Regions from separate parts of the Mus musculus genome. Here all the other regions are linked to region 1. A link is a loop called in an ENCODE intact Hi-C map of the cell type or tissue named here. Cell type or tissue: heart. All regions are shown on one strand.

Region 1 (8,000 bases):
CTTAAGGACAGTGATCAAGAGAAGAAAGTCTAGATAGGACAGGACTGGAAGATTTTGCAACAACCCTCAGAGAGGACAGACAGTACTGAAGAACAGTGAAAGGCATCCACACTTACTTTTCTTTCTGTAAGAAGACACAGTGGTCATTTTGTAATCCAAAAGGAGCCTCACGCTTATTGGTCATGTTAGGACTTAAGATCCTGTGTGTCTGTGGATCCCGAGGTGGTGTCTGGAACGTCACCTAGTGAAAGTCGAGGAGAGTGCATATGCTCCATGATACACGCCCTCACAAGCAAGCCAACCTGCTACAGTGCAAGGCTCTCAGAAAGCCAGTCCCAGAGTACCTGAGGAGCATACACAGTACAGTCCGCACTTACATTTGTGGCCTTAGCCTGGCTCTGGGGTGGTACATTTTCTTTCTGTGACAGACAAAGAACAGATGATCTGCCGGTAAGTTCTGGTGGCAAAAACTGGAAATCACGGCACTGTGAACTCTTTTCATTGGGCACGTTTTCGTCATTTAAGACATGCAGACTCATTCTGGGAAAACAGTATGTTTTAGTCACTAGGAAGTCAATGATGCTGCAGCGTATGTACAGAAATGCCCCGTGAGCATAGCAGGGAGATGTTCTATTTCTGGACAGGTAGAGCTAGTACCCTTTACAGGTATACTTAATACTTCAAGTAGGTGTCATCTTCCAGAGAAAGCCTCAGAGTCCCTTGTATTGCATCAAGGATACTGCTACTTCCTGAGCCAACTGCTAAAAGGGTTCAGGCAGAGAAGGAAAGAGAACCAGGTGTTCAAAATGACTCCCATTAATGTATTACACTGTAAGACAAGAGTTAGGGGATATAATTTTGGTTTGAAGAGAACCAAAGTAATAGGGTGGTAGTGGAGCACACCTTTAATCCCAGCACTTGGGAGGCAGAGGCATGGGACCATGGATTCTTGTGGGTGAAACCTTGGGGGCTCTGGTTGAGGAGTAAGGAGAGGTACTGGGGAGGGAGGTCATCAAGAGAAGCTATTGCTGACTCTGCTCTAGGAGCCTTGAGGAAATGAGGGAGAGGGACAGAACCAGAGGTTCCCTTAGCAAAAGAGAGGTAGACTAGGTTGCTCAGCAAGGTACACAGGTCATAAAGTAGAGAAAACAAATCAAGAGCAATGTTTAGGATTTTTTTCCCAGAAAGCATGAGGAAAGGGCACTGAAATGGATGTGGAATTTACAAGCATAGGCCTCTGGGCTGTACAGCCTCAGGTGAAGTCTTTCAGGCAAGAAAGCAGAACAATCGGTTCAGCTTTTGCTTCGGATGGGATGAGGGTTGGAGGTGTGTGTGAAGGGGAGGTCAAAGGTTGACAGGAGGTGTTTTCTTCAATTGTTCTCCACCTTGTTAGACTAACTGACCCAGGAGCTCACCAATTCAGCAAGACAATCTGGCCAGGGAGCTCCAGGGATCCTCCAGTCTGCCTTCCCAGTGCTAGGATTACAAATGGGTGCAGCCACACCACACAATTTAGGTGGGTGCTGAGGATCTGACGTCAAGTCCTCATGCTCATTTGTCAAGCACAATACTGTCTGAGCCATGTCCCCAGCTCCTGGAGGGAGTTCCTGGAGACAAAAATTGACAAGCCAGATTTGGGTTCTGTCTTAGTCAGGGTTTCTATTCCTGCACAAACATCATGACCAAGAAGCAAGTTGGGGAGGAAAGGGTTTATTCGGCTTACACTTTCATACTGCTGTTCATCACCAAGGAAGTCAGGACTGGAACTCAAGCAGGTCAGAAAGCAGGAGCTGATGCAGAGGCCATGGTGCAACAGCAGCAACAAAACTTCCCTATGTTCCCTGCCCCACCTCTAGTCACTCCTGCACCAAGAAGACATCAGAACCTGTACTGGCTAGTTTTGTGTCAACTTGACACAGCTGGAGTTATCACAGACAAAGGAGCTTCAGTTGAGGAAATACCTCCATGAGATCCAACTGTAAGGCATTTTCTCAATTAGTGATCAAGGGGGAAAGGGGGAAAGTGTTCATTACTGGCTTGCTTCCCCTGGCTTGCTCAGCCTGCTCTCTTATAGAACCCAAGACTACCAGCCCAGAGATGGTCCCACCCACAAGGGGCCTTTCCTCTTGTTCTGATGTCTTCATGGTGCAGGAGTGACTAGGGGTGGGGCAGGGAACATAGGAAGTTTTGTTGCTGCTGCTGCACCTGTCCTTCTGAGAACAAGTATGGGGTCAAATCACCTATGGGAGATGATAAAGCTCAAGTTGACTGATGGTCTCTGAGGTGAAGTTTGAAGGTTGAAGGAGAAAGAAACATCTCCCACCTCGAACAGTGCATGGACAGAAGTGTACAATCAAGCGATCATGACTGGAAATATGCATTGCTGAACCAAATTGTATAGGTATAGGCATGAGGTCATTCTGGTAGCTAAAGTTGAGGAAAAAGGCCTTAGCCTTAAAGGACTCTGTTCAGAGAAGGATGCAATAGAGAAGGGAAACTTATCAGGACCATCTGGAGTTGGAAAGAAAGCGTTTCCAAGAGAAGCCATTTATTTTGAAGTTGTGGTCAGGCTGTACGGAAGGAGGACTTAGAGGCACAGACCCAGGAACAAGAAATATCCCTGGGTTCAGGAAGACAGACGACAGACAGAATAGTTTCGCAGAAAAGATGGAGTAAGAGACTTGGGGCGACGGATGTCCCTGGCTCTGAGACGCGATTCTCCTACACGACACGCTCGACCAGAACAGGAACCAGCACGGCCTCTTTGGAGGCCATCAACTGGGTCAGACCGAGATCACTGGCAGGCCGGCCTGCAAAGCCCAGCCCACGGGCAGGTTCCTGTCCTGCCTAGGAGGCTAGGTGCATCCCCTGAGTTTAGAACAGAGGAGGCTGGAGTGAGGGGTGGGTCCTCAACAAAGGGAGAGAGCGAAGCTGCGGAAGACAGGAACGGTAACTCAGCTCGCAGGAATCAAGTTCCGTGGGGCTGATCCCCACCCTGCGCCCGAGGGAAATAAAAAATCGCCGTTTCCCTTACCTGACTACGGTTGCCAAGCCCTGGGCCCGCGCGGACGCCCACCGCAAGGGAGGAGCGCCGTGCCCGCTTCGCGCTAAGAAAACGGAGCAGGAGAAACCCAGCCGAAGGAACCCCAACAAGGTCCGCTCTCGCAGTCCCGGAACGTCGTCCGCTACGCCCGCCCCAGATTCAAATACCGAAAGTTGGCGTTCCACAGCCAATCAGCGCGTTGGAGAAGAGGCTTCCGTAGAGCCACCTGTGGCCAATTGCAAGCCATACTGGTCCCGCCCTTCTTGCGCAGGGAGTTCCGCTTCCGGGACTGAGGGCACAGTGGGAGCGTTGGGGCGTATGGGAACTGTGGTCTAGCATCGGGGGCCGAGAGGGCTTGTTGGTAGCCAGTGACTGTGAGAGCCATCATGGCCCAGAAAATCTCATGGTCGGCCGCGAATGCGGTTGGAAACCAGTTCGCCCTGGCTCGGTTTTTCTCAGCTGTTAAATGGACCCAGTTGCAGTGTCTCCTCCGAGCTGTTTGTAAGGGAGAAGTTGAACCCTTACGGGGGGTGTCTGGGCGGCTCACAGCTTGTGGGTCAGCGTAGGGTCCGAGAACTCCCCACTCAGAATGCCGGGGGCGGCCTCGCGAGACTCTGACTCCCAGGGTGCCCTTCGGGTCAACCCAACAGGGAAATTGTCTCCCACAGTGCCCCGCGGGCAGCCTGAGGAGGGGACTCCATTTCCTAGAATGCTTTGCGGGTGCCTGGACAGGAGGCGCTCAGATTCGCAGGATGCCCCGCCAGTAGCCGGACTTGGACTCCGTTTCCCAGAGTGCCCCGCGGGCGATCTGACGGCGGTGGCTGCGGCAACAAACCAACTGTCCAGAACTGGACTCTCCTGCCTCTGCACGGCCCAGTGAGCGGTGGCGGGATGGACAGCCCTGAGGTGACCTTCACGTTGGCCTACCTGGTCTTCGCAGTGTGCTTCGTGTTCACGCCCAACGAGTTCTACTCGGCCGGGCTCACAGTGCAGAATCTGTTGTCGGGCTGGCTGGGCAGCGAGGACGCCGCCTTCGTACCTTACCACCTTCGCCGCACTTCCGCCACACTACTGTGTCACTCACTGCTGCCGTTAGGTGAGCCTCCTGTGTGCCGGCCGGTGGTTGGCGCTTAACCGGGCGCTTGGAGACTCCAAGGGTGAGGAACTGGAGCAGAAGCCGGTCAAGATCATGAACAAGCAAGCGGGATCTCTGCAGCCCTGGCTGTGAGCTGAGCGCTCTAGAGCACCATACGCTCTTCCAGTTGGGAGGCGGCGGCCCTGGCGCTGTCCTGCGAGTGGTGCTCGGGTGGGGCTAAGCTCCAGTCTTTGACATCACTGCGGCTGGAGTGCAGAATCGTTCAGCCTGCTTGCTATGTTGGACGATTTCTATAGGAAAGAGCTCCTGTTGATTTCATTACAACAGGGGTTGGAGAGATCCCAGGGGAAGGTGGGTGTAAGAAGAGCAGGCAGAGATGAAGACGGTCAAGGTTGGGAATGTTAATGGAGCGTTTCCTTTGCCGGGCTAGGTCTATGGCCCTGTCCAAGGCCATGGTATGTGGTGCCCCAAGTGCTAGTGGGACCTCGGAGAGGCCCATCTGTTGGCTGATTGGAGGAAAGGTTGGGGAAACTGCTGGAATATAGCAGTGATTGAAGTCTGGGATCCAGATGAAGGAGACCTTTGGAAGCTACAGGGACAGGGAAAGATAGATCTGGGAGAACACATGTCTGCTTGTCTGTCATACTTGCAGCTCTGGGCACAGGAATGATTGGTGTGAAGCAGCTGCTTAGGCTCCAGAGAGGCAGAGGCAGGTGTGGTAATAGAAACACTCAGATCTGTTTTGAGAAGAAGGAGGGTGGAGAGGACTCCTTTGGAGAACTGGAGATGGAGTTGGCATGGTCATGTAGTTTGGTTTGGAGACCTAGTTAGTACACTGCAAGGCATATCAAGAGTGTGGGGCTCTAAGGCAGGACTCCTGACCAAGGGCTGTCCAGTGGGCACTCCCATACCAGAACAAGGAACCCAAAGTTAATAAGCACAAGTCACTCAGGGAGGTCATATTGAGAGCAGACAGACGGTGGAGCTGTCTTCTGTTGCTACATAACAAGTTATTTTAACATGTAGTGAATTGGCTAGAAGTAAACAGTTACTATTGTTTTTTGCAGATTGGAGCCTGCTCAAACAGTACCTTACCATCTGCAGATCATTTTGATGTTCAAGTTGCTCCCTGTTGGGTTAACAGGGCTCTGAAACTGGTTTCTCTGTTCTAGCAAGGTGCCCTATCACTGGGTACTTGCTCATTTTCTTGTTCAGTGTCCCAGCTTTGAGATGGGCTATGTTGGCTCTGCCTCCTCAGAGGAGGCAAAATTGAGATACCAAGATACAGCCCAAAGAACTGTCTCAAGTAGGCCAGTGGTCAGTTTATGTAAAGTCGTTTCCTTTTGGTTTTCTAGGAAATTTTTGTTTATTTGTTTGTTTTTCTTTGTGTATCCATGGCTGTCCCAGAACTAGATCAGTAGATGAGGCTGGCCTCAGATCCACCTGCCTCTGCCTCCTGAGTGCTGGGATAGAAAGCATGAATCACCACTAACCAGCAGCTTTGATTTTATTTGATTTCTACTTGGCTTTGTCTGTGAAGTTATAGTAGTAAATTGCAAATACTTTCCTCTAATATGAGGTACCATTGCTCTGGCTAAGAGCTGAGGCAGGCCTGCTGTGGAGGTGAAGGGGTAAAAGCAACGTGTCCTGGGAGCTAATCATGCCCTAGGTTACCAAGACAAGGCTCAGGGCTGGCAACAGAAAGGAAATAGCTCTTCCCTTCCCCAAGCACAGGGAGAGCGCTGTGGTGTTCAGATGGGTTACCATGGGAGGAGGAGAGCCCCCAGCATCCAGGTCTTCCCCTGAGATGTCTTTTCTTCTGCAGGCTACTACATGGGCATGTGCTTTGCAGCCTCAGAAAAGCAGCTCTACTCCCCAGGTCAGGCCCCAGAAGCCTGGCAACTCTTCCTTCTCCTGGCTGTGACCCTTCCCCTTCTCTCCTGTACCCTGATCTACTACTGGTCCTGGGATAGGTGGACCCGACACCCACTGGCCCAAACCCTGGCCCTCTATGCCCTTCCACAGTCTGGTTGGCAGGCTGTCGCTTCTTCCATCAACACAGAGTTCCGACGGATTGACAAGTTTGCTACAGGGGCACCTGGTGCCCGAGTGATTGTGACAGACACATGGGTAATGAAGGTGACCACATACCGTGTACATGTGGCTCAGCAACAGGATGTTCACTTGACTGTGACAGAGTCACGGCAGCATGATCTCTCGCCAGACTCAAACCTACCTGTGCAGCTTCTTACTATACGTGTGGCAAGCACCAGCCCTGGCACACAGCCCTTTGATATTCGGTAAGTACATGGTGGTTGTGGATCATGTACTTCTTAGGAGGTGTTAAAGGTAGAGGAAGACTAAGGCACTGCTGGGGCCTATATGACATTGGTCAATTGACCCCTTTAGTGTCATCCTCCTTCAAGTTTGGTTTTTTTTTTTTTTTTTTTTTTGCCTTCTGCTTTCTTTTTGTCGCTCTTTCTGCTCTGTCATTGAGCTGTCCCTATACCTTCTTGTGATGGCCTAGGAATGTAGTTTGGTGGCACTTTAGCTCCAGACTCTTCCTGTCCATCCTGCTGGGGATTCGTGACCAGTGACTCTGGATTTTGCCTTCACATCCATCTTTAGTAGCTATGCCTTCACCGAGGTGGCTTGTTTTTCCTGGCCCTGCCCGCTTTTGGTTCTGAATGACTTTAGGTTGTGGACCCAAGGGCAGATGGTCTCAGTTCATCAAGCCATGGTTCTTGCAGGCTGAATTCATCAGAATATGGCGAACTATGTGAGAAGCTCCACGCCCCAATCCGAAGTGCAGCCAATGTGGTCATCCGCCAGAGCCTGGGGGACCTCTTCCTAGAAACATTTGCTTCCCATGTGGAGGTCAACCCAGCCTATTCAGTACCCAGCAACCAGGTGGGGGCTGGCCCGGGTGGGAGAGTGGGTGGAACTCCTCCCAGGACCATCCTGTAGGCCTTTCTGTAACCCCTTTTCTTTCAACTGCCTCTCGGTAGGAGCTGGAGCCCTGTATAGGCTGCATGCAAACACGGGCCAGCGTGAAGTTGGTGAAGACCTGTCAGGAGCCAGCGGTCGGCGAGTGCCAGCAGTGTTACTGCCGACCCATGTGGTGTCTCACTTGCATGGGCAAGTGGTTTGCCAGCCGCCAGGATCCCCAGCGCCCTGACACTTGGCTAGCCAGCCGTGTGCCCTGCCCCACTTGCCGTGCCCGCTTCTGCATCCTGGATGTGTGCTGTGTACGCTGAGCATCACAGTATGTTCTGTGTCTCCACTAGCCACTTCTGGGGAGTGCCTGAAGCTCTTTGACTTTGACAAGAGGTTCTAGTTAAAGCACACACTTAATCTACAGCCACTCTCTACCTTGAGTCTATCTATGGTCAGTTGAAGAGTTTTAGAAGAAATTCTCATGGAAATGCCCTATCCCTGGACCTTCAGCCTCTTCTCTTCCAGTTTACCTCCAGGTGGGGCTGATATGCCACATAGGATGCTCCAAAGCCCCAAGACATTGGAGTTTGGCTCAAGAGCCTTTATTTGGCCTGTTTGCCTTAATTCTATTACATAGCATACCTGTATTTCAGTTAAAAACCAGACCCTATGGTGTTGGGTAGACACTGACAGTTGAGAGGGTCACCAGGGTGCCACTCTAGTGTGAAGTCCTCTTCTAGGGTATCCTGGTGACTGTGGCTAGCCAAGGGGCCACTTCTTGGTAGGAAGGTATGACAGAGTACTTTCCCAAGTTCCTCACGAGGGTTGCATATGCTTTAGAGGGTCCACAATGCTTTTGTTGTCTTGTCCTGCTTCTCTAGTCCAGGGGAGACCAAAAGCTCATACTCCTAACCCTAGGAAAGG
Region 2 (8,000 bases), 120 kb before region 1:
GCTGCACCTTCACCAATGGCCTTCCATGGCCTCTCACAGTGCCAAACCTCAGGTGCTCTGCGTGACCCCTTCATGCCTTCAAACCTGGGTGACTCTTACACATTACCAAGTCCAGCCACAGCACAAGGTACAACCTTGGCTATCTCTGGAACACAGCCTCTGTGCTCTCAAAAAACCACTTCCCAGAAGATATCACCTCAATGATGCTGGTCTCTTCTTAATCACCGCTAATTTCTTAGCTCCAGCTAACCAGCATCAATAGTCCCAGTAATGCAAAGTTTTTGCTTTTGTAGTTCTGGTATCTTGTTAATCACAGCTGATTCTTCAGCCCCAGCTAACCAGAACTACAGAATCTTCACAATCAAAACAGCAATGGCCCTGAAAAGTCTCTTTAATTTTCCCTCTGAAATTTCACAAGCCAGACCTCCATCTTCTGCACTGTTTTCACCATTATCTTCCAAGCTCCTACACAATATCTGACAGAGCTCTTAACAACGAATGGATCTTCAAGCCCAAAGTTCCAAAGTCCTTCCACAGTCCTCCCCAAAACATGGTCAGGTTGTCACAGGAATACCCCACCATGCTGGTACCAATTTGTCTTAATCAGGGTTTCTATTCCTGCACAAACATCATGACCAAGAAACAAGTTGGGGAGGAAAGGGTTTATTCAGCTTACACTTCCATACTGCTGTTCATCACCAAGGAAGTCAGGTCTGGAACTCAAGCAGGTCAGAAATCAAGAGCTGATGCAGAGGCCATGGAGGGATGTTCTTTACTGGCTTGCTTCCTCTGGCTTGCTCAGCCTGCTCTCTTATACAACCCAAGACTACCAGCCCAGAGATGGTCCCACCCACAAGGGGCCTTTCCCCCTTGACCACTAATTGAGAAAATGCCTTACAGTTAGTTGGATCTTATGGAGGCATTTCCTCAACTGAAGCTCCTTTCTCTGTGATAACTCCAGCTGTGTCAAGTTGACACAAAACTAGCCAGTACACCTCCCTCCTGGAAACCCCCTATCCTATCCTCCCTCCTCCTGCTTCTATGAGGGTGTTCCTCTACCCACCCATCCGCCTCCACCTCCCTGTCTTTCATTCCCCTATACTGGGGCATCTATAAAGCCTTCCTAGGACCAAGGACCTCTCCTCCCATTGATGCATGACAAGGCCATCCTCTGCTACATATTCAGCTAGAGCCATGTGTACTCCTCTGTTGATGGCTTAGTCCCTGGGAGTTCTGGGGTGGGGGTCTGGTTGGTTGATATTGTTGTTCTTCCTTGCAAACCCCTTCAACTCCTTCAGTCCCTTCTCTAACTCCTCTATTGGGGACCCTGTGCTCCATCCAATGGTTGGCTGTGAACATCTGCCTCTGTATTTGTAAGGCTCTGGCAGGGTCTCTCAGGAAACAGCCATATCAGGCTCCTTTCAGCATGCACTTCTTGGCATCCACAATAGTGTTTGGATTTGGTAACTGTGTATGGGATGAATCCCCAGGTGAGACAGTTTCTGGGTGGCCTTTCCTTCAGTCTCTGCTCAACACTTTCATCTCCATATTTGCTCCTATGAGTATTTTGTTCTCCTTCTAAGAAGGACTGAAACACCCATACTTTGGTCTTCCTTCTTATTGAGCTTCATGTGATCTGTGAATTATATCCTGGTTATTTGGAGCTTTTGGGCTAATATCCACTTATCAGCAACTGCATATCATGTGTGTTCTTTTTCAATTTGGTTACCTCACTCAGGATGATATTTTCTAGTTCTATCCATTTGCCTAAGAATTTCACGAATTCATTGTTTTGGAGTTTTTGTTTGTTTGTTTGGTTGGTTGGTTGGTTTTTTGTTTTTGTTTTTTTGTTTTTTTGAGGCGGTTTCTCTGTGTAGCCCTGGTTGACCTGGAACTCAGAAATCTGCCTGCCTCTGCCTCCCAAATGATGGGATTAAAGGCGTGCACCACCAGTGCCCGGTGAATTCATTGTTTTTAATAGCTGAGTAGTACTCCATTGTGTAAATGTACCACATTTTCTGTATCCATTCCTCTGTTGAGAACATCTGGGTTCTTTCCAGCTCCTGGCTATTATAAATAAGGCTGCTATGAACATAGTGGAGCATGTGTCCTTATTGCATGTTGGATCATCTTCTGGGTATATGACCAGGAGTGGTATAGCTGGGTCCTCAGGTAGTACTATGTCCAATTTTCTGAGGAACTGCCAAACTGATTTCCAGAGTGGTTGTACAAACTTGCAATTCCACCAGCAATGGAGGAGTGTTCCTCTTTCTCCACACCCTCACCAGCATCTGCTGTCACCTGAGGTTTTGATCTTATCCATTCTGACTGGTGTAAGGTGGAATCTCAGGGTTGTTTTGATTTGCATTTCCCTGATGATTAAGGATGTTGAACATTTCTTTAGGTGCTTCTCAGCCATTCGGTATTCCTCAGTTGTCATTACTACTTTGGCTTGGCTTTGCTTTCCTCCTCCTCCTCCTCTTTGGTCAGGCAAGTGTTCTTATTGGTGGAAGTTTCTCAGCTTGGCTAAGAAACTTCAGTTCTTTGGTTTAGGTCATCAGCCCTTTCAGGGAATCCCTACACTTGACTTAATTCTGTATCTGATGCCCACAATGTACATTACCGTGTGCACAAGAGAGGTTCCAAACGTCTTAGGAGATTCTCTGCCACCTGAGTCCTGAGATAGGGATTCTGGCCTACACTGGCCCAGCTTTTAGGTTCTGATTCAGAAAATGACCAGATAGGTTACTTCTTCCCAATGGGCTGTGCTGGGATACTAGTGAAGCGTCCTCGCTGGGAGCCAGCTGGAATTAGGACTTGAGCACCTGTTCATCAGAAAAAAAAAAAATGCATTAACCTCATACTGAAGATCTTCACCTACTATTCTGAGTTCACTCCCACAGGAACGTAGAAGGAACGGAAAAGGCATTCCACAAAGGCAGGAGGTGGAAAGCAGTGAGGGAAGTCTCCAGGAACGGTCTGGTGTCCCTGGGTCGGGATACAGATCTGTGGAGAGGGTGGCTGCTCTGGAGCACCAGAGTGTGTATAGTCCTGGGTTTCCACAATCCTGAAGCCTGCCATTCCAGCCACCACCCTTTAAAGAAGAGGATGCTGCCAGGTCTATTTTGGAGTGGGCAGGGGTGGCTGTGAGCTACCATAGAGGGGACCTGCCAGGAGTGCAGCCCACTACTAAGGTTGCTCGTCCTGACGCGAAGCAAGGAGGTGGGACCAATTAACAGCCTCGCAGAGTTATGTTCCCTACCCACCACCCTTCCTTAAAGTCCCATGAGCCATCTGCTATGGGCTAGTATAATATAGGGCTTAGTAGTTATGAAAATAGATGCCAGTTCTTTTGCCGCCTCTGTGCCCGCAGCCCCAAATCAGAAGCTAGGCACTGCTAAGATGCAAGAGGAACTCCAGATAGATCTGAGCTCATCAAGAAAACCCAAGACTCGGCGCACGCTGGGACTTGTAGTCGGGAGAGGCAAGCCTCCCGGATGCACGCTGGGCCTTGTAGTCTGTTGGGCGGGCTCGCCCCTCACCTGGCCAGGGCGGGTGCCGCAGGGCCAATGGGAGCCGTGCCGGCCAGGCCTGTTCCGCCCCGCGCCTACGGACGTTTGTGCCGGGACATGGCCGCTGCGGATGCCGGGTCCTTGAGCTGAGCGCTTGCTGCCGGAGCCAACCTCTGCCGTCAACCGTCCGCGCGGGCTGGGCCCAGGCGCCGGGACGGCCAAGATCCGCCGAGGAAGCTGAGGCAGCTATAGAACGCCGCCGCGGCGGGCGCATGGCGTCCATCTTGCTCAGGAGCTGCCGGGGCCGGGGGCCTGCCCGCCTCGCGCCACCTCGGGCCGCCTCCCCGCGGGGTAAGCTGGTGCTGCGCAAACGACCTGTTGTGGGCGACCGGGAGCCAGCGCGGGACGCCCCCTTCCGTGCCCCGAGGCAGCGCGGCAATGACAAGCACCGGGCCGCTCTGAGCCGCTTGTGCTGGACAGCTTCCTGTGACCTTAGTTGCCCAGGTCGCCGCAGGTCACTGCTGCCGACCGAGGCGCTGAGAAAGTTCCTTAGGGCCGTGGCTTCCCTGCCGCTCCCCTCGAAGATGAATCGAGCCCTGTCCTGCCCTTTGGCCAGTTCAGGCTTGGAAGCCAGAACTCTGGGACAAGGAGATTGGGTTGTGGTTGATGCCAGCTTAGTGGGCCACTCCCTGGGGTGGGGTGGCTGATGACCGTGCTTTCCAAGGAAACTTATATGTGTCCTATTTGTAAGGTTGAAACAGCCTGTGAGAGTGGGACCCAAGACCTTATGGTTTCTTGGTAGAAGTACAGTTCTTGTCACCTTAACAGTATTGGAGAGTCGGGTATGGTGTGGAGCCAGGCATGGGGGCACACACCTTTACCCCCAGCACCCTGGAAACAGAGGCATGTGAATCTCTGAACTCCAGACCATTTAAAATTTCAGGCCAGGCAGGGCACAAGATCCAGTCTTAAAAACAAACAGCAAAACCAGTTAGGATGCGTGGAAAGAGCAGAGTGTCCCTGGGTTTGGTGTGGTTTTTCAAGCTGTCTCTGCTATAAGCGCTGTCTACCTGTTGACTTGTTCAGGATACCATAATGTACTTCTGCCTTTTCTTATTTCTCTGGCATGTTTATGGCTTTCAAATTAGTTGATATTGTGTGTGTGTGTTATTATTCCAGGCACAAGAATGTTTTCTTTAGTTAACCCAGTTCCCTTGGAACAAAAATGCTGCTTCCCTGACAGTGGTTAGACTCCTGTCAGCTGGTTAGATGTGGAACAATAGAGCATTACTGGGTAGCAAGCCCCTGCTCTCCCTGTAATGATGTGCCCAGAGCCAACAGGCACAGGATGGACATCCTGACTTTTTAGTCTTAGAGGATAAATTGAGGCCAACTTTGTATCAAAGTGTTCTTTATTCTTGAGTACTTACCTTCTTCTTCACTTTTGTGTGACATACTTTATTCTGATTTTCTCGTTATATTTTTCCATGGCACCACATTACATTTGTCCTTTTGGCTCTTCAAGTTGTAACCGTTTCTCAGGTTATGTTTGCTTTCCATGACCTTGACAGTTTTGAGGAGTGCTTAGGTCAGGTGTGTTGTAAGATTTCTCTTTTGGTGTTCTGCTGATGGGTTCCTGGAGAGGTTTTAAGTGTGCCTTGCTCATCTCATGAAGCCAAGGCCCCACAGCTACTCTTGTTGATGTTGAGTTGACCTGGTTCCCCAGCGGAAGTGTGCTTGCCAAGTGTCCACCCTGAAGATCCTTTCCTTTCCCCTTTCTGTGCTGTTCTTGGTGAGAGGAAGACACTTGGTATGTGGAAGCGGGATTGAATGATCCTGGGGTGTGTGGGAGAGCATCCAGTCTAGAGGCTACCATGCCATATTGTAAACCTGTTAGGACTAGTCAAGGCTCAGGTAGGCAAAAGAGGACTGGCTTGGAGTGAGACAAGTTCCTGCAGCTTTTGACAGCTGCGAGGTGCACTCGACCTGGAGGCTTTGCATGAATGCCAGGGGAAGGACATTGCTTGGGAAGAAGTAAAGGTCTCCTGGAAGCCAGGAGTAAATCAGAAAATTAGGCAAAGACGTTTAGTCTTTCTCCCTGGGTCTGACACTCCTAAAGCTTTGGGAGTGATAGATATCAATGGGTTTGTTACTCATAAGGAGCTCTTTCTACCTGCCTGAGAAGAGAAGTGGGGCCTCCAGAGAGGCGGGGAGTAGAGAGTGGTCAGTGGGCCCGAGGAAAGAATACTGCAAAAAGAACCTGCCTTGTTCAGGTCTCTCCTGGTCATATCCCATGTCTCCTCTGACTACTCACTTGTGTCCTTTGTGATAAACTGACTTTGCTGGGTCCTGTGAATTGTTCTAGCAAATTATCAAAACCAAGAGTATTTTAACCCTTCAAATTTATTATTTTATTTTAGATTTTAAAAATGTAGGCATTCTTGTGTGTTTATGTGGGAACGTGTTCTCTATGTGTGCAGGTGCCCATGGAGGTATTGGAGTACAGGCAAATAGGAACCAGCCAGTATGAGCATTGGGAACTGAACCCAAGTCCTCTGCAAGAGCAGCAAGTACTTTTAACTGCTGAGCAGAGAGCAGAACTGCAGGCAGTCTGAGCAGCTATAGTGGAATACCTGTGAGCCTATCACCCTGGATGGCATCAATAGTGGAGCAGGAACAGCCTTCAGATTTGGTTGGGAGGGTGGGGGTGGGGACCCAGGAAGGGAGCTGGTAGGACAGAAACATCAGAATAAGATCTACCCAGGCTGTCTTCTGTGTGCTGTGGGGATGATTCTGAGCCAAATCCTATAAAACTAGGATTGGAAGGGGCAGAGAGGAAATTGTAGGCCTCTTTGAATTAAGAAGAATCTGGAAAGGTTTGTGTACTTTAAATGTAACAGTTGATGCTTATTCTTGTAAGAATGTAGCTGAGGGCCAGCTAGAGGCTGGGTTCTTGTTTTTTTGACCTGAAAAATCCTAGGACCCATGTGGTGGAAGGAGAGAACCAAATCTTGAGAGCTGTCCTCTGACCTCTGAACGAGTATATATGCAATAAATAAATGTGAAGTAAAATTTAAAAACAGATGATTTTATATTTAAAACAAAAAACAAACAAACAAAAAAACCCATGTAGTCAATATCAATTGCTTATGGTGGTGAGGGAACAACCAGAGTTTAGCCCCAGTGCTACCAGACCCTAAATGTGACCTTTTTTCCATAGAGCCAGAAGAGTTCCCTCCTGACATAAAATGGTAAATGAACGTCTTTAGTGCTACTCCCATTGCATGGAGGATTGGGGCAGCGTGTTACCTACTGCCTTGTTGGCCCCTGCTATTGCCTGAAATCAACACAGGCCATGTGGCCCCTTTGAGAATGGGACCTCTGGTCCCCACTGTGCTGGAAGCCTGTGCTCTGCTTCCTTCCTGCCTCACATAGCAATGTTGTGAATAGACTCTCAACTTCATGTCTTAGGAGAATTAGAGTGGATTAGGGAAAGCACTGAGAGTATATTTCATTCCTAGTGTTTTCCAGGCATGGCCTCTTTTAAAGTTTTGCTTTAGTTATATTTAGTGTGTGTGTGTGTGTGTGTGTGTGTGTGTGTGTGTGTGTGTGTCTGCCTGCCTGCCTGCCTGCCTGCCTGCCTGCCTGCCTGCCTGGATATGCCATGGCAAGCTTGTGGAGGTCAGAAGACAACTTGTTGGGAGTTATTTCCCCTACCATGTGGGCCCTGATCATGAACTCTGTGGTCTTGGTGGCAAGTGCTTTTATCTACTGAGCCATCTTGCTTGCCCTGTAAAGGCTTCTTAGCACTTGCTAGTTCTCAGTTCTTGTCCTTTGGAATTGAGGTTTGGTCTGTAGGACTGTTTGTTAGGAGTCAGTGTGCCCTTCCCCCTGCCTGCCAGCAACTGTAGCTGGAAAGGGCCCCGCGTTGGGAGAGCCCACCTTCCTCAGTGCTCCCCTGTAGTGCTCCTCCCTGTGGCTCAGCCTGAGACCCATTTCCCAAACTGGGGCGATTAAATGCTCTGTCCCGCCATGCTCTGAAGCCCACCGTCATTCACAACAGTCTCCCAAAAACCTCCCATTGGGGTTCCATTCAAATCTTCAGAGATGCCTGTTTGACACCTGTTTGCTTACCTTTTCTTTGTTTTTGTTGTAGGTAGTCTGAGGGATCGAGCTTGTCTCAGCTGTACCAGGACCCTGGGGTTGACGAGCCGTGAGTAAGTAAGCCCATGACTGAATATGTCACTGTCCATGTGTGCTGGAGGCTGCAGGCTGTGTACCCCATGACTGAATATGTCACTGTCCATGTGTGCTGGAGGCTGCAGGCTGTGCACCTGGACTTTGTCAGGGAACTGACAGCTTCTTCCTCCTTATTTCTTGGTTTTGTTTCTTTTAAATCCCCATCTATTTATTTTGATGGTTATAACCATATAATGTTGGCCAGTTTTAGGAGAGTTAGTACTTATAACGCCAGTAGCAGTTACTGGC
Region 3 (8,000 bases), 530 kb before region 1:
GGAATGAATCCATCATGGTGTGGAAGAATGGCGGAAATGACAGGCATGGTGTCAGGACAGAACTCCAAAGGCGTACATCCTTTATCACAGTATGAAGGAGAGAGAGAGAGAGAGAGAGAGAGAGAGAGAGAGAGAGAGAGAGAGAGAGAGAGAGAATTGGACATGAGTCAAGACTATAAACTTCCAAAGCCCACCTCAGTAACATACAAGGCTACACACAAGACCTTCCCACACAATGCCACCATCTAGGGACCAAGTGTTCACACATCTGAGACTGTAGGGGACAGTCTCATTTAAATCACTGTAGAGTCCCACTTTGTCACCTCCATAGGGGACTACTCAGTGCCCACTGAAATGCTTATAGGGAGTTCCACCTGTGCACGTGAGATTTTAGAGGTTGCTTTGATGCATAGGCCCCTTGCTTGAAGCTCATTTGAATAACTAACTTGTCTTCCATCCCTATCTGCCTACTCCAAGGAGCCCAGGGTAGCCCTGGATGGAAGGCAGCAAGGAGCCCAGGGTAGCCCTGGATGGAAGGCAGCATGGTATTTCCACTGCATTCTCAGCTGAGTTCTAGGCTGAGTGGAGAAAAAGTAGCCATAAGTCAGACATATAGTGACCCTGGGGCATGTGGCAGGACATGGGACTCTGAAGGACTTTTGGTGTCCTGTGGTTAGGATGGCTCTTGCGGCCACGTGAAGCATGAATTTGAAGTCTGATTTTCCTCTCCTTTCTCTGTCCTTGACCAGCCAGAATTCTAGTTCAGCCCCTAGTTGCCACCAGGGGGCAGTTCATGCCTCTTCAGGGGTGTGTGTGTGTGTGTGTGTGTGTGTGTGTGTGTGTGTGTGTGTGTGTTCCCATGCAGGAGTCTGTAACTGGCACCCTAATTCCAGACAGAATCCCAACACGGATAGATCTAGTAGCCATGCGTAGTTTTCAAGATCCTGAAGATGGGTGCAGGGCCCAGAGGGGTCTATAGCTGGCACAGTAATAGCAGAGAGCAAGGAAGACATGTCCTGGAAGCTCTGGGAGGCCAGGAGGAAGAGTCCAGGCTAGAACTGGGTACTTTTCACAGGTAGGGTTTGGGAGGAGCTAACTGCACCCTTGATTAAGAGGTTCTATGGCCTCTATGGGCCAGGTGCTGTTAGGATGTGCAGAGGAAGCTGGAGGAGGTAATAAGGACCCCAAGTCCCTATTCATGCCATCTCTTCCTCCAAAGCCTGTGATTCCTCCCAGGCACACAGGAAGCCTTGTTTGATAGCAGTGCTGACTCCCATCCGTCGCACACACAGAGCAGAGCACAGCCCCTCTGGTTCATGTCTGACCTCCAAGAAGGAGGACCCCACAGTGATATGTGTCCAGGGACAGACCCTCCACTCCACAAATCATTCACAGATACAATGAACTGATTTATTTTTAAATTTAAAAATAATATTGACATTATATTAGTTTCTATAGACAGTTGATTACATCTTGATATATTTTGGTTTTTCTTGTTTTCCTTTTGTATTCTGAACACAGTGTTTTCTTGTATGTCAAACTTTCTGGAAGGCCTCCAAGTGCTTGGAGACCAGGCCTGGTGCTTGTGACTGGCCAGCCTGGCAGCCTCAGCTCCACCCCAGATTCTGACCGGTTGTGGCTGGGTAAGCCTGCCCCTATGGGCTCCATTTCATCATGGGCGTGGCCAGGGCTTTGCAGTGCTTCCTAGGAGTGCTGTACATAATCCTTCTGTTACCCAGGCGCTGCCACTACCTAGGGTTTGTCATACACCCATCAGTGTGTCACTAAACCCCTACGAAAGCTAGGGGTTGTCATTCTTGTTTTATAGTTAGGGAAACTGAGGCTTAGAGAGCCTACCCGTCATAGCCATACAAGACTCCAGAATGGCTCTCAGGGAGGGACTCAAACGGAACCTCTATATAGTCTTCCCTGCTGTAGGCACACAACGGGCCTGTGTGTGCAGGTAGTAGAGGCTTCTGGAGGACTGAGCTCACTGTGACTTTCCATGCTGAGCCTGCCATCCTACAGATCCAGACCTCTCCTGGAGGAGCCACCTACTGAGGTTGTGAGGAGAGTCAGGTGTGACTGCAGGATTCTGACAAGTGGACAAGGACATAAGCAAACAAGGATGCTAGGGTTGTGGCCTGATGGCTCTGGGTGTCTACTACAATGACCGAAGTGGCCAAAGGTGCAAGGAGAGGAAGCAGGGTCAAGGTCAGGTAATCAGAGGGGGAGGGGGAGGGGGGAGTAGGCCTCACCAACATTTCTACTCTGGCTGTGTGGCACACGCCCTGGTCCTAAGAAGCCTGGGAAATGTTGCCATACCTGGACAGGAAAGTATAAGGGTACTGTCTACTGTAAAACTGCTGATCCTGGTCCCAGAGAAAGGAAGCCAGGACTGAGTAAGTGGGAAAAGACCTAAGAGCAGCCTTCTAGTAGTTTCTCATCACTGTGTTTGTGTGTGTGTGTGTGTGTGTGTGTGTGTGTGTGTGTGTGTGTGGTGGTGGTGGTGGTGGTGGTGGTGGTGGTGGTGGTGGTAAAGCGGCCCTTTCTCATACTGGACCCAAAGCTCTTTGGTCAATTCTCCAAATGTCCCAGAAATGGGTGCTAGAGCCTCATTCCTAGTCAGAGAAACAGAGGTAGGAAGGCCAGTTAGGGAAAGGCCAGGCAGATCAAAGACCTGTTATCCCTGGTCATCTACCCAAACTCGGGGAGGCTCTATGTCCTTTCTCCTGGGTCATGCTGAATTTACCATTTGTGAGGGAAGATGGCACTGAGGACTTGGGCCAATGCAGTGGCAAGATGGAGGTGTCTTCCTTCTTACCACCTTGGACTCCACAGTTTCCAATTGGGAAAGTCTGGGCTCTGTCTATACAAGGCACTAGCTTTCTCTGGATGGGCCTGGCATGTCACAGTGACCTTTGATGAGGAAGGTGGTCTTGGTTGGCCAGCCTGATGCCTCCTTTCCCCAGATCTTGGGAACTTTGGGACACAGATGCACACAGGCACTGCTGGTGCCCCTGCCCCATCTGAAGGCCATGGGTGGAGAGACCCCTCTGGTCTAAAGGGGACAAACTTGCCCTTTGTACTTGCAAGCCACTTCCTGTTCTGAGCAGAGGCTTCCAGATCTCCCCTGGGAAGCCAGCTCATTCTGCAGCCTCCTTGAGCAGCAGGCTTGCTGTCCTGCCCCTGGGACTTCTCTAGAGCTGACTTTTACCTATCAGGTCACCACTACCCACTCCTCCCAGCGTTCACATGCTCTTGGAGAGGGAGAGCACTTCTGGCACAGGAAAGTGCTTTGTCTTGGATGCAGCTGGTGGGAGCTAGTGTCCCCAGTTGAGATTAAAAATTTCCAAGGCTAGGAGGCTATTCTTGTGCTCCACTTCAACACACCACAGCATCCCATCCCAGTAGGAGGAGGGAGCAGGCTGGGGAGGTCAGGCTTGCCTTAGCACTTAGAGGCAACTCACCAGCCTGCCAAAGCAAAGGTGCACCCTTCAAAATGCTGGGCCCGCATGCTAAGCTCAGGGGCCCAAAGCTCAGCATTGAGCATGGGCCTCAATGCTCCAGAAAGATGGACACCCTTCTCCTTTACAGCTCTGGACAGCCCTGGCCCTGGAGTGATTGTGGGCTTGGTCAGAGAGGCACTTCAACCAATACTAAGGAGTTCTTTCAGTGTCTATACAGGACTGTTTATGACCGCATGAGGTTCCTCTTTTGTTTTTTTCAGGGCGCCATCAGAGCACCTGTTATTCTTAATCCTGCCCCACAGGTCAGACATCTGTGGCTCACACCCAGGCTGGGAGGGAGGTGGTTCTGGTTTCCACATTCCCAGATTGTTAACAGCTCTGGGTGTGGGAGCAGTAATCTCCATCTTTCTATTTCAAGGGGACACTGCAAGTTTCCTTATCTGCATATTGGGCATATGGAGAGCCACAAGGAAGTGTGCACAATGCATCCACCTTGGTCCTAAAGTAAATTCAATGCTAATAATCTTTGTTGTTTGCTACAGTACCTTCCTTCCATTTTAAGAGCTGCTATCTAGCCACCTTATTTCCCACAGAACTCTCCAGCCTGCTATTTTGTCCTCAACCTAATAACAGAGAGAGGATCAAGGGGTGGGAGAGGATGGATACAGAGGATGGTGTTAGGGCATCTTGAGCTGTCTGTCCCCCATGCATCTATAGGCCAGCATGAGGGCCTCGGGTCATTAGGGCCAGGAGTTTGCTGAAGAGTTCACCCTCTTGTCACCATAGCCTGGCTCTTGGCACGGCTCTACCCTCAGACCAAGCACCGCAAACAGACACTCACGGATCCCTCTTGCTCAGTAGTGTCAGTAGCTCTTGGTGCCTCTCCCTTAACCCTGGTGGCCTTCCTTTTTACTCCTGATGGCTGATCCTGCCTACTTTGGGTCTGACATCTGAGAGGCTTTTAGATTCCAATGGTCTGCGTCCCTGTCTCCAAGTTTTAGCCTTCCCTGAAGCCAATATTCCTGCCAGAGACAGGTGTCCTTTGCTGTTCTTTAGCGAGATCCCAGCGCCCGCCCCTATCAGGCCCCAAGCCTGGTCCTCCACCGAGACTATGGTACCAACTGACTCCGGGCAACAGGTCGTTGCGCACGACATGCATGGGCACGACAAAGCGCCAGGGCGCGTGTCCGCAGCGCATCCTGCCTGGTGTCTCCCGAGACACGGTCCACGTCCTCCTGGCCCCCGCGTAGGCCGGGCAGCAGTCCCACCACACAGTGCTTCCTCTCGGCAACCGGTCCTGCCCGGGCGTCCTCATTGGCCCCACGCCCTGTCACTGGCCATTGGTCCGCGGACTCAATTTACATAGACCGTTCTGGCCCAATCGGCGTGCAATGCCTACTTAACATGCACGATGGCCGCCAGTCAGCGAGCACTGGGGCTGGGCCACCACGTGCTGTTGCTAAGCTTGGGCTTCTAAATTGTTACTACTGGAGCCAGCCTATCCTAGCCAAGCTTCGCATCTGTCAACATTCTCAGCTCTGCCCGAGGCGTTCGGCCAGTCCCTATTGGGCAAGGCTAGACAAGAACCCGCCCCCTAAGCCGGAGCGCCCACACCTATTGGCTGCGTCGACTGCTGCTCGACTTATGTGTCAATTTGAGGGCCTGAGGCAGAGGGTGGCGGCCCAGCGCTGGAGTCCGCGAGTCGGGCTGGTGTGCCGCCAGGCGCGGGGCGTGCGGCGAGCAGAGCCGGCAGGAGCGCGCCGGGCAGCCGCCGCCGCCGCCGTCCCGTGCGCGGGCGGCAGGATGGAGCTGAACTCTCTGCTGCTGCTGTTGGAGGCGGCCGAGTACCTGGAGCGTAGGGACCGAGGTAGCCCGCGCCCCTTTGTGCCAGGGTGGGCGGGCGGCGGGCGGGCGCAGGGGGCCGCTGACCGCACCGTCTGTCCCGCAGAGGCCGAGCACGGCTACGCCTCCGTGCTGCCCTTCGACGGCGACTTCGCAAGGAAGAAAACAAAGACGGCCGGCCTGGTGCGCAAGGCCCCGAACAACAGGTACCGCCCCCAACCCCCACCTCCCACCCCCGCGCGCTGTGCCAAGCCAGCTCGGGTCGGCCCCACCCGAGTGTCCCCGTCCTCTCTGCGTCCCCAGTACAGTCCTGCGCGCACCCGGGCGGCCGGCCTGGAGGAGGTGCCGGCCCCGCCCGCGCGTCGCCATCTTCCCGCGGCCGCGCCTCCCCGCCGCCGTAAACAGTGCCACGCGTACAGCGGCCGCGCTCGCCGAGGGCCGTTCTGGACTTTTCCAGACCGGAGAGGAGTTGTCAGTTGGTGCCGACCGCTACTCCCTAGTTTGGGCCTAATTGGGGACTCCTCCCTCCCTTGCACTTCTCGGAGCTGGCTTTGCTCTTAGACCCAGCACCTTATCCCCAGGAGCCTGGACAGAGACCTCTCTCTGGCTACTTAAGCGTCCTGCGCAGCTTATTGACAAGGAAACTCCAACCACAAGCATAGGGCTGGCTTTGTCGCGAAGAGCTGCAGGGAGCTATTTCTCTCAAAAGTTCCAGGGCTCAACTACACTGTTTGCCTTGGCCTTGTGTTTGGAGGAAGCCCTGAAGCTGAGGTTTAGGTATGGCTAGGACTGCTAAAGGTTCCACCTTCCTGGCTGCAGTGGGATCCAGGGCACACCTGACACTGTCTAGGGGCTAACTTTGGCCCAGCTACTCCTGTGTGGTCAGTCTGAGAGCTTCCTTAGCAGGCTGGGGGCTTCAGGGCCCCTTGGCAGAGGGTGCGGCTCATTCCTGTGGCCTGTCTGTTCTTGGGAAACAGAGAGGCTGGCACAAGGACCCATTTCTGTGGTGTCCTAGGCCTGGCAAAGAACAGGTTGAATTACCAACGGCCTGAGTCCCAGCCCCTGGTCTCTTGCTTTGAACAGTTTGCAGAAGGACTTAAGTGTGTTGGAGGCCTCACTGCCCCAAGCTTCCACAGTGAGATGGCCTGGACCCGGCTTCTGTCTGCCCTAAACCCCAGGTTTGGGAGCTCAGCTTCCTGTGGCATGGAGTACCCACAGCTGATAGGAATGGTAGCATTCCTGAGCTGAGGCCCTTGAATGCTTCTGCCATATACACAAGTAAGAATCTGACCCAGCCTTGTAAATGAAGCCTTATTTTGACCTCCATTTTACAACCGAGGAAGCCAAGGCATAGACAGATTCAGTTACTTGGGTAGGGCTGCTTAACCACCCTGTTCCTGGATGAGGTCCTAGCCTTCCATCTTCTTCTGGGATGGGGAGAACTGGGTGCAAGGGGCAGGGGATGCAAAGGGCCTCTCTGACTGGACTTGGGTGCACCTCCCCTGAAGCTTCCTTGGACAGAGTGTACTCCTTCAAGACCTGAAGCCTTAGGGTGGCAGACACAGCCCTCCCCTCCCCAGTCACTGCTCAGAGGCTATTCTCAGCCAGCTCAGTTGAGAAGCTGGGATTTCAGATGTGGCAGGGCAGTTCTGAACCTTCTGTGTCCTGGCAAAATGAAGGACAGGCCCTGGTATAGCAGGCTAGGGTGAGTGATGGCTAGGTCTCTAATGGCAGTGACTCCATGGGAGGGTGCCTTTAGGGTCAAGTACTTTGAGAATATAAGCAGAAGGGTCAGATCAAGGTGGTGCCCAGGCAGCATCTGACACAACGATGGCCTCTCCTCAGGCACAATACCCCCCCTCCCCCCACGGGATCTCTGGACTCCGAAAGAGTTCCAAGAAAGGCCAACACACATGCTGCTAGAGTGGCCCTGTAGTCCAGGGATTGGGAGCTGGCAAGACAAGTAGTATCCTCTGGTGCAGGAGGTGAGGGGACTCCTCAATACTTAAGGTTCCTGCTGACCCTAGCCTGCTACATAAACTAGCAGACCTGTAGACCCAGTCAGGCTGCCATTTAGAGAACTGAAAGACAGGTTCTCCAGAGGACATCAAGGGGTTTCTGCACTGCCTTCTTGGCTCTGGTTGGCCTGTGGAGGGATTCTGAGGCTCTGGCCCAGCCTGAGTGACTAGCAGCAGGTTTTGGAAGAGTTGAGGAATCCAGGGCCAGAGGGAACATAGGTGAGCTAGTACCCTGATGGTGTCAAAGAATGATGGGCCAGGCAGAGTGTACACATTTTTTGGTAAAAGATCCCAGATCCAGGCTCTTAGAGCAGCAGAGGAAAGGACAGGTGGGCAACAGCAGAGCACAGGGAGGGCCTTGGTCTGGGTGTGTCCTGATCTTTCTGCTCTTAAGTGCAGCAGTCCGGGGACCTAGAAGCCTGTGTTGGTCTGTGACATTCCCTTAGATTGAGAGTCACTTGGAAACCTGAGTGTTCAGAACCTGTGGTCTGGGTGAATGGGCTTGGCCAGTGAGGTTCAAGCAGCCCATGGGGTCACTGTTCCCAGGGAAGGTAAAGTTGGTCTCAGGGTTACATATTCTATATAATGCAGTTCCTGAGAGAAGGGGGATTGGCCATCTTCTATGTCCTGCTATGTACCTACAGGCCCAGAAAGCATGCATTTCTCACAG

The links. Peaks named below come from ENCODE experiments on the same cell type or tissue, not always from the same donor. Only the 100,000 strongest peaks of a DNase experiment are listed, where the experiment ranks them.
Region 2: it touches region 1 in a loop (5-fold over the local background); 5 of 42 quality-filtered maps call a loop at or near these places.
Region 3: a loop joins it to region 1, with 2.8 times the contacts of the local background. A loop is called at or near these places in 3 of 42 quality-filtered maps.

Annotation. Positions count from the first base shown.
Region 1 is chr5:33,653,762-33,661,761 of GRCm38, reverse strand. It overlaps Tmem129 (transmembrane protein 129), which reads left to right and starts at 3,785. Exons shown (of 4, transcript NM_026698.3): 1 at 3,785-4,139; 2 at 5,965-6,439; 3 at 6,890-7,049; 4 at 7,148-8,000. The coding sequence starts at 3,935. The coding sequence ends at 7,396. Tacc3 (transforming, acidic coiled-coil containing protein 3) reads right to left here and starts at 3,634. Exons shown (of 15, transcript NM_001040435.3): 1 at 3,035-3,634; 2 at 378-540; 3 at 117-241. The coding sequence starts at 539. In heart, a CTCF peak has its summit at 3,193; DNase peaks (open chromatin) are centred at 2,164, 3,321, 3,741 and 7,161; H3K4me3 peaks cover 3,340 bases; H3K27ac peaks cover 2,806 bases.
Region 2 is chr5:33,778,337-33,786,336 of GRCm38, reverse strand. It overlaps Letm1 (leucine zipper-EF-hand containing transmembrane protein 1), which reads left to right and starts at 3,620. Exons shown (of 14, transcript NM_019694.2): 1 at 3,620-3,863; 2 at 7,669-7,729. The coding sequence starts at 3,785. In heart, a CTCF peak has its summit at 3,909; a DNase peak (open chromatin) is centred at 3,516; H3K4me3 peaks cover 1,763 bases; H3K27ac peaks cover 1,620 bases.
Region 3 is chr5:34,184,847-34,192,846 of GRCm38, reverse strand. It overlaps Mxd4 (Max dimerization protein 4), which reads left to right and starts at 5,137. Exons shown (of 6, transcript NM_010753.2): 1 at 5,137-5,337; 2 at 5,419-5,518. The coding sequence starts at 5,274. In heart, a CTCF peak has its summit at 740 (motif pointing right); DNase peaks (open chromatin) are centred at 1,646, 4,996, 5,596, 6,276 and 2 weaker places; H3K4me3 peaks cover 3,469 bases; H3K27ac peaks cover 2,351 bases.